Linked DNA regions of Homo sapiens: all the other regions are linked to region 1. Evidence: read pairs that join two places in POLR2A ChIA-PET (ENCODE). Cell type or tissue: Panc1. All regions are shown on one strand.

What was found. Peaks named below come from ENCODE experiments on the same cell type or tissue, not always from the same donor. Only the 100,000 strongest peaks of a DNase experiment are listed, where the experiment ranks them.
Region 2: POLR2A ChIA-PET joins it to region 1 with 5 read pairs; 3 of 35 experiments call an interaction of 5 or more read pairs at or near these places.
Region 3: POLR2A ChIA-PET joins it to region 1 with 5 read pairs; 6 of 35 experiments call an interaction of 5 or more read pairs at or near these places.

Annotation. Positions count from the first base shown.
Region 1 is chr10:86,503,752-86,507,751 of GRCh38, reverse strand. The region is part of intron 2 of WAPL (WAPL cohesin release factor); the gene reads left to right. Among named protein-coding and RNA genes, the nearest start is that of WAPL, 16 kb to the left of the region's middle. RefSeq lists an enhancer at 3,540-4,000. In Panc1, no CTCF peak of the experiment used is centred here; a DNase peak (open chromatin) is centred at 1,501.
Region 2 is chr10:86,593,040-86,597,039 of GRCh38, reverse strand. No RefSeq gene overlaps it. Among named protein-coding and RNA genes, the nearest start is that of OPN4, 60 kb to the left of the region's middle. In Panc1, no CTCF peak of the experiment used is centred here; no DNase peak of the experiment used is centred here.
Region 3 is chr10:86,587,027-86,591,026 of GRCh38, reverse strand. No RefSeq gene overlaps it. Among named protein-coding and RNA genes, the nearest start is that of OPN4, 66 kb to the left of the region's middle. In Panc1, no CTCF peak of the experiment used is centred here; no DNase peak of the experiment used is centred here.

The DNA of each region.
Region 1 (4,000 bases):
TGGTTGGTAGGTTGTGATTAAAAAAAAAAAAACAGTGGGCTATCTGATTTTAATGTTTATGAAGTGAAGCATTTTAGGATATACGGCAAGCTTCTGGATGCAACTGAGAACTGGTGGCTGAGATGGAATGCGGAAGATTGTTGATGATGAGATAAGGTTAAAGAACTGGGAAATCAGAGGGTTGGAATTTGGTGGAATTCAGTGTGATAGCAAAATTGGGATGGAGGAGTAGATTATAAATATGGTGTAAAATCCTTAAATACATGAACAGTGAATAAGAGGTTGAATAAGAGGTTGTTGGATGACAAGTATTAGGAAGATTAGAGGGTAACTAGCACAAGCCTTAAAAGAAGGGGCTTTAATTTTTTTTTTTTTTTTTTTTTTTTGAGACAGAGTCTCGCTGACGCCCAGGCTGGAGTGCAGTGGCACAGTCTTGGCTGACTGCAACCTCTGCCTCCCGGGTTCAAGCGATTCTCCTGCCTCATCCTCCCGAGTAGCTGGGATTATAGGCGCCTGTCACCACACCTGGCTAATTTTTGTATTTTTGGTAGAGACGGGGTTTCACTATATTGGCCAGGGTGGTCTTGGACTCCTGAACTCAGGTGATCCGCCCGCCTCGGCCTCCCAAAGTGCTGGGATTACAGGTGTGAGCCACCATGCCCGGCCACTACTTTTTTTTTTTTTTTTTAAATCTTTCCTTACTTATTTTTGTTGTCTTTTTATTATTATTTGTTTAGTCTTACACAAGAAAATCAGAGAAGCCAAGAAGGGGCTCTTATATAACAGGGTGGAGGAGTAATCATTTTATAAAGAGGCTCTGGAGAGTCAGCATATCAGTGTCCCCAAACTGTCCTGCTCTGAAATAGTAGGGAGGGCTGCAGGAAAAGAGGCACCCTTAGTCCAGTGTAGGGCAAAGAAGTGGTAGAAAGAATGAACCCCAGGTGTCCTTTTAATTTTTTTTAGAAACAAGGTCTTTCTCTGTTGCCCAGGCTGGAGTGCAGTGGTGCGATCATTGCTCACTGCAACCTTAAACTCCTGGGCTTAAGTGATCCTCCTACCCCCACTTCCTGAGTAGCTAGGACTATAGGAACGTGCCACCACTCCTGGCTGATTTTCAAAATTTTTTTTTGTAGAGAGAGTCTTGCTTTGTTGCCTAGGCTGGTCTCTGACTCCTGGATGCAAGTGATCCCCCTGCTTTGGCCTGCCGCCCCTCCCACCCCAAGTGCTGGGATTACAGGCGTGAGCCACCACACGTGGCCAATATTGACATTTTAAAATATAACATGCAGTTTAGATGTCATAGTGATTTCTTTTAACTTTTTTAAATTGTAAAATAAAACAGAAAACCACACAAAAGGGTCTAGCTTAATTAATTATTAGAAGAGGAACACTCCTGTAACCATTACCTAAGTTAGGAAATAGAATTGTGCCAGCCAGTTTAGAAGTTCTTTCATGCATCACTTCCTCCTTCCTCACCCTCAAAGTATTTTGTTTGTTTGTTTGTTTGTTTTTGTTTTTGGAGATGGTCTCGCTCTGTTGCCCAGACTGGAGTACAGTAATGCAATCATGTTTCACTGCAGCCTCAATCTTCTGGGCACAGGTAATCTTCCTGCCTCAGCCTCCTGAGAAGTTGGGACCACGGGTGTGTACCATCACAGTCAGCTAATTTTTTTTGATTTTAGTAGAGACAAGGTCTTGAACTCCTGAGCTCAAGTAGTCCTCACACCTTGGCCTCCCAAAGTGTTGGTATTACTGTCATGAACCAGTGCTTCTGGCCCATAATTATTTTCTTGCTTGCAAATGCCATAATTACTTGCTGTTCATTCTCTTTTTAAAATTTTTTCTTTAATAATTTTTCTTTCTTACAAGTCCCCATTATGCCCCAGAAACTGTTCACTTTCGTATGTTTAAAAAAATACAAGAACATGCTCTTCAATAGCCAGAATATAGTGTTCCTTGTTCTTTTTGAAATTGTATTTCTATCCTACTTCCCCTTCAGAATTTTATCCTAATGATTATAGTATTTATGTTTAGTCTTTTAGTGGTCATCCTTTTCATAATTCTTGGTATAAAAATATGTATATGCATTTAAATTCAAATTTTTAAGAGCCGAGGCTGGTACAAAAATATGTATATGCATTTAAATTCAAATTTTTAAGGGCTGTGACCGGGCGCGGTGGCTCATGCCTGTAATCCTAGCACTTTGGGAGGCTGAGGTAGGCAGATCACTTGAGGTCAGGAGTTTGAGACCAGCCTGGTCAACATGGTGAAACCCCGTCTCTGCTAAAAATAAAAAAATTAGCTGGGAATGGTGACTCGCGCCTGTAGTCCCAGCTACTCAGGAGGTTGAGACAGGAGAATATCACTTGAACGTGGGAGGTGGAGACTGCACCACTGCCTTATTGACAGAGCAAGACTCTGTCTCCAAAAAAAAAAAAAAAAAAAAAAAAAGAGTTGGGCACTGTGGCTGAAGCTTGTAATCCCAGTACTTTGGGAGGCTGAGATGGGAGGATCGCCTGAGTCTAGGAGTTTGAGACCAGCCTGGGCAACATAAAAAAAACATAAAAAAATCCTGTCTCTACAGAAAAAAAAACTCTACAGCTTTTAGGAATTTTATGTGACTGTAGTGCTCTAAACTGTTTTAAAAATAATTCTGTACTACATCATGATCACAGTTATCAGTGCTTTTATTTTTTTAATCAAATGCTCTCAGAATATTTGATCAAACTTGAATGCTATAATCAAACTTGAATGCTGTATATATTAAAGATAAAATTTATTGGAAATGTATCTTTTAAGAGATGAGTGGGCTTTTTTCAGTTAGTTTATATATATATGAATGAATGTTATTGCTAAAGTATATAAAGGTTTTGGACAAAAAAGTTCTTTGGCATCAATTTTATTCCTATTTTTTGTTGTTTTTTGTTGTCAAGATGGAGCCTCGCTGTGTTGCTCAGGCTGGAGTGCGTGGCTACTCACACAGGTGTGATCATAACAGCAGCCTCAAATGAACCGCTGGCCACAGTGCCCTGGGTAGCTCTAGGTGGGACTATAAGCACGTACTGCTATGTCCCTGTTATTCCTTTTTCTTTTTTTTTTTGAGACTGAGTCTCGCTCTGTCGACGGGGCTCACTGCCACCTCTGCCTCCCAGGTTCAAGCGATTCTTCTGCCTCAGCCTCCCAAGTAGCTTGGACTACAGGTGTGTGCTACTACGCCCGGCTAATTTTTTGTATTTTTTAGTAGAGATGGGGTGTCACCGTGTTAGCTAGTCTGGTCTCGATCTCCTGACCTCGTGATCTGCCCACCTCTGCCTCCCAAAGTGCTGGGATTACAGGCGTGAGCCACCGCACCTGGCCTGATGGTTGCTTTGAGATAAAATAAATTAATAGAAAGTATTTAGAATACTACCAGGCACATACCGAGGGCTTATATAAATATAGTTCAGCTTTGTTTTACTTTGAGTTTTAATTGTGAGTGAAATTGAGTATCCTTCATAAGTTATTTAATTCATTATAGATATATATTTTAATGAATTGCTTCTTTGTGTTCTTGGCTTATTATTTATTCATTTATTTTTGAGGCAGAGTCTTGCTCTGTTGCCCAGGCTGGAGTGCAGTGGTGCTATCTCAGCTCACTACAACCTCTGCCTCCTGGGTTCAAACAATTCTTGTGCCTCAGCCTCCCAAGTAGCGAGGACGACTGGCATGTGCCACCACGCCTGGCTGGGTTTTTTTTGTCTTTTTAGTGGAGACAGGGTTTCACCATGTTGGCCACACTGGTCTCGAACTTCTGGCCTCAAGTGATCTGCCTGACTCGGCCTCCCAAAGAGCCGGCATTATAGGCCTGAGCCATTGTGCCTGGCCCCTAGCGCCATTTTCTACTGGGACATTGGACTTACTGATGTGTAAGGATTCTTGGTATATTAAGGAATTTACCTTTTGTGTTTCCCTAGCAACTAATGATAAGCATTTTTCATGTGTGTATTCTTTTTTTTTTTTG
Region 2 (4,000 bases), 89 kb before region 1:
GTTTGGTCTACACCTCACACCTTGAATGAAAACAGGTTCCAAAATGGGTCCAAGATTTACCCACTGTAACAAACAAAAAAAATGACAAATGAACTGTATTACTGTATTAGTTATCTATCTCCGCATAACAAATTAACCCCAGATTTAGCAGCTTTAAACAACAAACATTTATTATCTATGGTTATGGGGGTCAGGAATCCAGGAGCAGCATAACTGGGTTCTGCCTCAGTATCTCTCATCAGGTTGCAGACAAGATATTGGCTCAGGCTGCAGTTTTGTTGTTGTTGTTGTTGTTGTTTTAAGAGACGGGGTCTCACTCTGTTGCCCAGGCTGGAGTGCAGTGGCTATTAACAAGCACAATCATAATGTCATAACTACAGCCTCAAACTCCTGGGCTCAAGTTATCCTCCGGCCTCAGCCTCCTGAGTAACTGGGACTACAGGCATGTGCCACCAACGGGCTGCAGTCATTTGAAGGCTCAACTGGAGGAGGCTCCCATTTCAAGGTCACTCATGTTGTTGTTGGCCAACCTTAATTCCCCGTTGGCTGTTGGACTGAGACCTCATTTCTCACCACTGGTTCATGCCAAGTCCAACCCAGATGTGCCCAGTTAAGCAGCTCTCCTGCAAGCAATGAGTCAGGAATTCAAGCTCTCTATCCAGTAACTCCACTGTCCCCAGGAATCTTGGACTCTTCTCCTGCATCCAGCCAGCTGGTAGGCAAGGGGAGAACATGGATGGTTGCATGAAAAGTTTGAAGAGCCACCCCTGAAAAAGGCACACATCACTTCTCCCCGCATTCCATTGGCCAGAATTCGACATGATGCTAGGGGGCTGGGAAACATAGCTCTCCTGTGTGCCCAGGAGAAAAATAAATCGGTTTGGTGAGCACATGGTATTGTGTCTGCCATGGGCCTGTAGGTAAGGATATCTGCTCTTCACCAGCCAGGGCTTGGCTGTCCAATGGAAGAACTCCTTCTTTTCAGCTCTTCAAATCACAAGTCAAGTGACTCAATGACTGAGTCAATAGGGAGAATTAGTGCACCCCAGCACCTGAACTTTATGAGGTCTCCAACTTGGTTTGGTTTCACTGGCCCCCTCATTCCTTCCTTTCCCAGGGAGGCCCTGACTTGTATCAACAACTGCTGAATTACATTACATGTACAGTGTCAGTGTGTCAATGTTACTAGAAACTTCTAAAATGCTACCCAAGGAGCTTTACTGAATATCCTTCTATTTATTTCCCCAGGTGTACCCTTGCATTTCTCCACCCTGCCCTGTCCCTTGGGAGGCAGATCCAAACACATTGTGTGTCAGTGCCCTGACCCAGGTGCGTTCTGTCAGCAGGAGGCACCAGCGGGTATCTGGAAAGTGGAGTGGGAGTGGGGCTGTCAGGTGCTTATTTCCCTGGCTCCTTCTTGTCAGGTCACCATGGATTGTGGTGTCTTTAACTTTTTTCAAAATGTTGAGATACAATTTAAGCTGGGCAAATTTAGCACTGTCTGTAGTCCCGGCTACTCGGGAAGCTAAGGCAGGAGAGTCGCTTGAGGCCAGGAGTTCAGGACCACCCTGGGTAACATAGCAAGACTGTGTCTCAAAAAACAAAACAAAACAAAACCAAAACAGGCAATGACAAAAAATGAGACAAAATTCACAAGTTGGCTGGGTGCAGTGGCTCATGCCAGTAATCCCAGTACTTTGGGAGGCTGAGGTGGGCAGATCACTTGAGGTCAGGAGGTCAGTGGCCTACACAGTGAAATCCCATCTCTACTAAAAATACAAAAATTAGCTGGGCCTGGTGGCACGTGCTTGTAATCCTAGCTACTTGGGAGGCTAAGGCAGGAGGATAGCTTGAACCCGGGAGGCAGAGGCTGCAGAGAGCCAAGATTGCGCCATTGCAATCCAGCCTGGGCAACAGAGTGAGACTCAATCACAAAAAAAAAAAAAATTCGCAAGTCATAAAATTTACCATTTTAACCATTTTAAAGTGTACAATTTAGAGATTTTTAGTATATTCACAATCTTGTACATTACAGGGGTGTCCAATCTTTTAGCTTCCCTGGGCCACATGGGAAGAATAATTGTCTTGGGCCACACATAAAATACACTAACACTAACGATAGTTGATGAGCTAAAAAGAATCACAAAAAATCTCCTAATGTTTTAAGAAAGTTTACACATTTGTGCCAGACCGCATTCAAAGATGTCCTGGGCCACATGTGGCCTGCGGGCCTCTGGTTGGACAAACTTGTCATAGAACCATCACTGCTATCTAATTCCAGGACGTTTATGTCATCCTCCAATAAACTTTGTATATTTCAACCTCCCTCTGCCCCTTTTCCCTGGCAACCACAACCTCCACGGACTGTTGCATCATGTCCTCTCCTAATGCCATGACTCTGCTGAGTTGTCCTGCCTAGGAAGCTTGCTTTTCCTTTCCCTTGCCTTCCTAGGAAGCTTGCTTTTCCCTTCCCTTCCCTTCCCTTCCCTTCCCTTCCCTTCCCTTCCCTTCCCTTCCCTTCCTTCCCTTCCCTTCCCTTCCCTTCCCTTCCCTTCCCTTCCCTTCCCTTCCCTTCCCTCCCCTCCCCTCCCCTCCCCTCCCCTCCCCTCCCCTCTCCTCCCCTCCCCTCCCCCTCCCTCCCCCTCCCTCCCCCTCCCTCTCCTTCCTTCCCTCCCTCTTTCGTTTTCTTTCTTCTTTCTTTTCCTTTTTCTTTTCTTCTTTCCTTCTTCTCCTTCCTCCCTTCCTTCCTTCTCCCCCTCCCTCTTTTCTTTTCTTTCTTCCTCCTTTTCTTTCTTCTTTCTTTTTCTCTTTCTTTCTTTCCTTTCTTTTTCTCTTTCTTTCTTTCCTTTCTTTTTCTTTATTTCTTTCTTTTTCTTCTTTCTTTCTTTCTTTTCCTTTCTCTCTTTCCCCTCCATCCCTTTCCTTCTTTCATCCTTTTCCTTCATTCCTTCCTTTTCTTTCTTTCTTCCCTTTCTTTCTTTCCTCTCTTTTCTTTTCTTCTTTTTTTGAGACAGAATCTCACTCTGTCACCCAGGCTGGAGTGCAGTGGCATGATCTTGGCTCACTGCAACCTCTGCCTACCAGGTTCAAGCAGTTCTTCTGTCTCAGCCTCCCAAGTAGCTGAGACTACAGGTGCCTACCACCATGCCTGGCTAACTCTTGTATTTTTAGTAGAGATGGGGTTTCACCACATTGGTCAGGCTGGTCTTGAACTCCTAACCTCAGGTGATCCGCCCGCCTCGGCCTGGGCCTCCCAAAGTGCTGGGATTACAGGCATGAGCCACTGTGCCCTGCCCCTCCCATCCCCTCCCCTTCCCTTCCCTTCATCTCACTCTGTCACCCAGGCTGCAGTGCAGTGGTACAATCATAGCTCACTGCAGGCTCGAACTCCTGGGTTCTGGCAATCCTCCCACCTCAGTCTCCCAAATACCAGGGATTATAGGTGTGTACCACCATGAGCAGCTACATTTAAAAAAAATGTTTTGTAGAGATAGGGTCTTGCTATATTGCCCAGGCTGGTCTACAACTCCTGAGCTCAAACAATCTTCCTGCCTCAGCCTCCCAAAGTATTGGGATTGCAGAAGTGTGCCACCACGCCCAGCCACACAGCAGGATTTCAAAGAGCCTTTAGTCTGTGCATGTGCACTGTGGTTCTCTGAAGGAGACGTGATAGGCAGGGGAGCCCAGGGTCACTCATGGAAAAATGCTGTTTAGGGAAGGACTTGGCCAGCATTGCTCCAGAAGCCTGCTGGGCCACCAAGTCCTGACATTGTCCTAGCTGGAGGTCTCTATCCAGGGTGTGGATGCTGAGCTATCAGTGTGCACAGGAGCAGGGCCCTGGGCTGCCCCTCAGGGCCCAGCAGGCCTGTCCCAAGGGCCTGACATCACACCCCATAAACAGGCCCCACTGCCTTCACCTGAGCACAGCCTCTGTCCTGCATGGTACCCCCCAACTTCATGTGCCTTCATTATCCAACGCCCTCTCCTGTCCCTTTAGATC
Region 3 (4,000 bases), 83 kb before region 1:
TGAAATGTATTCACTTTCATGAGAACAGCAGAGGAAAAACCTGCCCCCATGATTCAATTACTTCCCACCCAATCCCTCCCATGACATGTGGGGATTATGGGAGCTACAATTCAAGATGAGATGTCGGTGGGGACACAGCCAAATCATATCACCTGGTTTCCAGGCAACACTTGGCTTTTCCCTTGCTGGCCCTCTGGAGTGACTGGGCTTTTGCTGGGAAGGAGTCCCACCCGTTTTCATTTTGCAGGGTGTTCACTTCTCTCAGCTAAGCCAATATTCCCAGTGTCTTCTCTCACACACTTAATTTTACTGAAGTCTGAAGACTGTCTAGGGAAAAAAAATTGAGATGGGTCCCAAGGGTAGTCACTCTGTTTTTAGTTATAGAGCCACCTGTCTCCTTCTACTTTGTCCAAGTCAAGCCTCTCCTCTTGCAACTTTAAATAGACATTTTTTTTTGAGACAGAGTTTTGCTCTTGTTGCCCGGGCTGGAGTGCAGTGGCATGATCTCGATCTCACTGCAACCTCCGCCTCCTGGGTTCAAACAATTCTCCTGCCTCAGCCTCCCAAGTAGCTGAAATTACAGCCCACCACCACGCCCAGCTAATTTTTTCTTTTTTTTTTTAGTAGAGACGGGGTTTCACCATGTTGGCCAGGCTGGTCCCAAACTCCTGACCTCAGGTGATCCACCCAACTCGGCCTCACAAAATGCTGGGATTACAGGTGTGAGCCACCGCACCTGGCCATAAAGAGACGTTTTTAACATTTACATTATTTTATATCAAGCTGACCTCTCATTAAGACATTGATATAGTTTGGATATTTGCCCCCCCTTAAAATCTCATGTTGAAATTTGATCCCCAGTGTTGGAGGTCTGGCCTAATGGGAGGTGTTTGGGTCATGGGGGTAGATCTTTCATGAATGGCATGGTGCCATTCTTTTGGGAGTGAGTGAGTCTTCCCTATGAGTCCCTGTGAGAGCTGATTGTTAAAGAGGGCCTGGCCCCTCCTCCTCTCTTGTTCCTTTCTCGTGACACATTCCCCCATGAATGGAAGCAGTCCGAGGCCTTCACCAGATGCAAATGCCAGCACCATGCTTCTTGTATAGCCTGAGAACTGTGAGTCAAAGAAACCTCTTTTCTTTATAAATTACCCAGCCCCAGTGTTCCTTTATAGCAACACAAATGGGCTAAGACAGATATATAAATATAGCCTGTGATGGGGGAAGAGTAGACCAAAAAGAGGATAGATAGTGATGGATTATCTTGCTTCCAAGCTAGGAAAATGCTTCATGATATTCGAATGTGCAAGAATGGCCAGGCGCAGTGGCTCACACCTGTAATCCCAGCACTTTGGGAGGCTGAAGAGGGCAGATCACTTGAGGTCAGAAGTTTGAGACCAACCTGGCCAACATGGTCAAACCCTGTCTCTACTCAAATACAAAATCAGCCAGGCATGGTGGTGGGCGCCTATAATCCCAGTTACTCGGGAGGCTGAGGCAGGAGAATAGCTTGAACCTGGGAGGCAGAGGTTGCAGTGAGTCAAGATCTTTCCACTGCACTCTAGTCTGGGTGACAGAGTGAGACCCTGTCTCAAAAAAAAAAAAAAAAAAGAAATTTGCAAGAATAACACATCCTGATGGGCAACTCTTGGTGCCACACCTAGGATGCCCCAGCAAAACTGCCCAGGACATTGTGGGAAAGGCCCTACCGAATATGCTTGCATCATGCTCTAGGTTCTTCTTGTTCTCCTGGAATAGTCCCTGATGCACCCGAGCTCTTCTAACAAACAAACATCTCCGCTGCTCCAAATTTCAGGTCAAAGTCTTTTTTTTTTTTTTTTTTTTTGAGACAGAGTCTCGCTCTGTCACCTGGGCTGGAGTGCAGTGGTGCGATCTCAGCTCACTGCAAGCTCTGCCTCCCACGTCACGCCATTCTCCTGCCTCAACCTCCCAAGTAGCTGGGACTTCAGGCCCCCGCCACCATGCCCCGCTAACTTTTTTGTATTTTTAGTAGAGACAGGGTTTCACCGTGTTAGCCAGGATGGTCTCTATCGCCTGACCTCGTGATCCACCTGCCTCAGCCTCCCAAAGTGCTGGAATTACAGGCATGAGCCACCGCGCTCGGCCGAAGTCAAAGTCTTCTTCAACACCTTGGCCAGAGTTAGTGTCTCTTTCACTTAAGCTTGTCATGTAACCTTGGCCAAGTCACCACCCACTGAGCCCGGGACCTCATTGGTACACTGGGGATAATAATACCAAACTTAGGAGTATGGTGAGGATGAAAGGAGACAGTAGAAAACAAGTTGATCCCCTAGGATGTTCACAGGCATTCATTATATCTGAATCACAAATGACTTACTAATAAGCTTTTTAATGCGGCTTCATTTGATTCTAGATTGGTTGATCTTAAGCAAAGGTAAATTCTTTAAAATACTTATTTGCCTGTTTACAACAATTATTTATTTTTATTGTAGAAAATTTGGAAAGGGTACAAATAATCAAATAAAGGTGACTAGTCACTCTACACAACCACATTCAAACTCCCCACACAATTCTCCGTCACCGCCATTTTAGTGGCTGCCCAGGATATGGTTCCATGGATCTAGTGTCCTGTCCTATTGCTGATGGCTTAGGTTACTTCCAATTGCTCAGTGTTGCCAAGAATGCTGTGATAAATAGCCTTATAAATAAACTGTGGTGCACATTCAGTGCTATTTCTTTAGGATTCTTAGAATTATTATTATTATTATTAATTATTATTTTGAGACAGGGTCTTGCTCTGTCGCCCAGGCTGGTGTGTAGTGGTGCGATCTTGGCTCATTGCAGCCTCTGTCTCCCAGGTTCAAGTGATTCTCCTGCCTCAGCCTCCCGAATAGCTGGGATTACAGATGTGTACCACCATACCTGGCTTATTTTAGTATTTTTAGTAGAGACAGGGTTTCACCATGTTGGCCAGGCTGGTCTCGAACTTCTGACCTCAAGTGATCCATCTGCCTCAGCCTCCCAAAGTGCTGGGATTACAGGCATGAGCCACTGCGCTCGGCCTCTATTATTTATGCATTTAAAGACCAGGTTTCACTATATTGTCCAGGCTGGTCGCCAACTCCTGGCCTCAAGCAATCCTCCCACCTCAGCCTCTCAAATCATTTGAGATTTACAAGTGTGAGATACCACACCCAGCCAGAAGTAAAATGTCTAAGACAAAGCCCAAGCATCATTATAGAGGGCCACTTCAGAGAGTGATGGGAGTTTGGACCCTAAGGTGTAATCACAGCCTGCCCATCTGCAGACATGGCCTGCCCCCACCATGATCTCCACAAACAGGGCCCACAATAGCTGGCAAGGAGGTCCAGGGCCCTAGTGACAACTCTTTTTTTTTTTTTTTTTTTGAGACAGAGTCTTGCTTTGTTGCCCAGGCTGCAGTGCAATGGCAATATCTCGGCTCACTGCAACCTCTGCCTCCCAGGTTCAAGCGATTATTCTGCCTCAGCCTCCTGAGTAGCTGGGATTACAGGCGTGTGCCATCACGGCCGGCTAATTTTTGTATTTTTAGTAGAGACAGGGTTTCACCACGTTGGTCAGGCTGGTCTCGAACTCCTGACCTCAGGTGATATGCCTGCCTCGGCTTCCCGAAGTGCTGGGATTACAGGCAAGAGCCACAGCGCCCGGCCTATTTTTAGTTATTTATTTATTTTTGAGACAGAGTTTCCCTCTTGTCACCCAGGCTGGAGTGCCGTGGTGCGATCTCGGCTCACTGCAACCTCTGCCTCCCAGGTTCAGGTGATTCTCCGGCCTCAGCCTCCAAAGTAGCTGGGATTACAGGCGCCCATCATCAAGCCCGGCTAATTTTTTGTATTTTTAGTAGAGACGGGGTTTTGCCATGTTGGGCAAGCTGGTCTCAAACTCCTGACCTCAGGTGATCCTCCCGCCTTGACCTCCCAAAGTGCTGGGATTACAGACATGAGCCATCGTCCCCAGCCTCTTCTCGAGATTTAAACCAAGG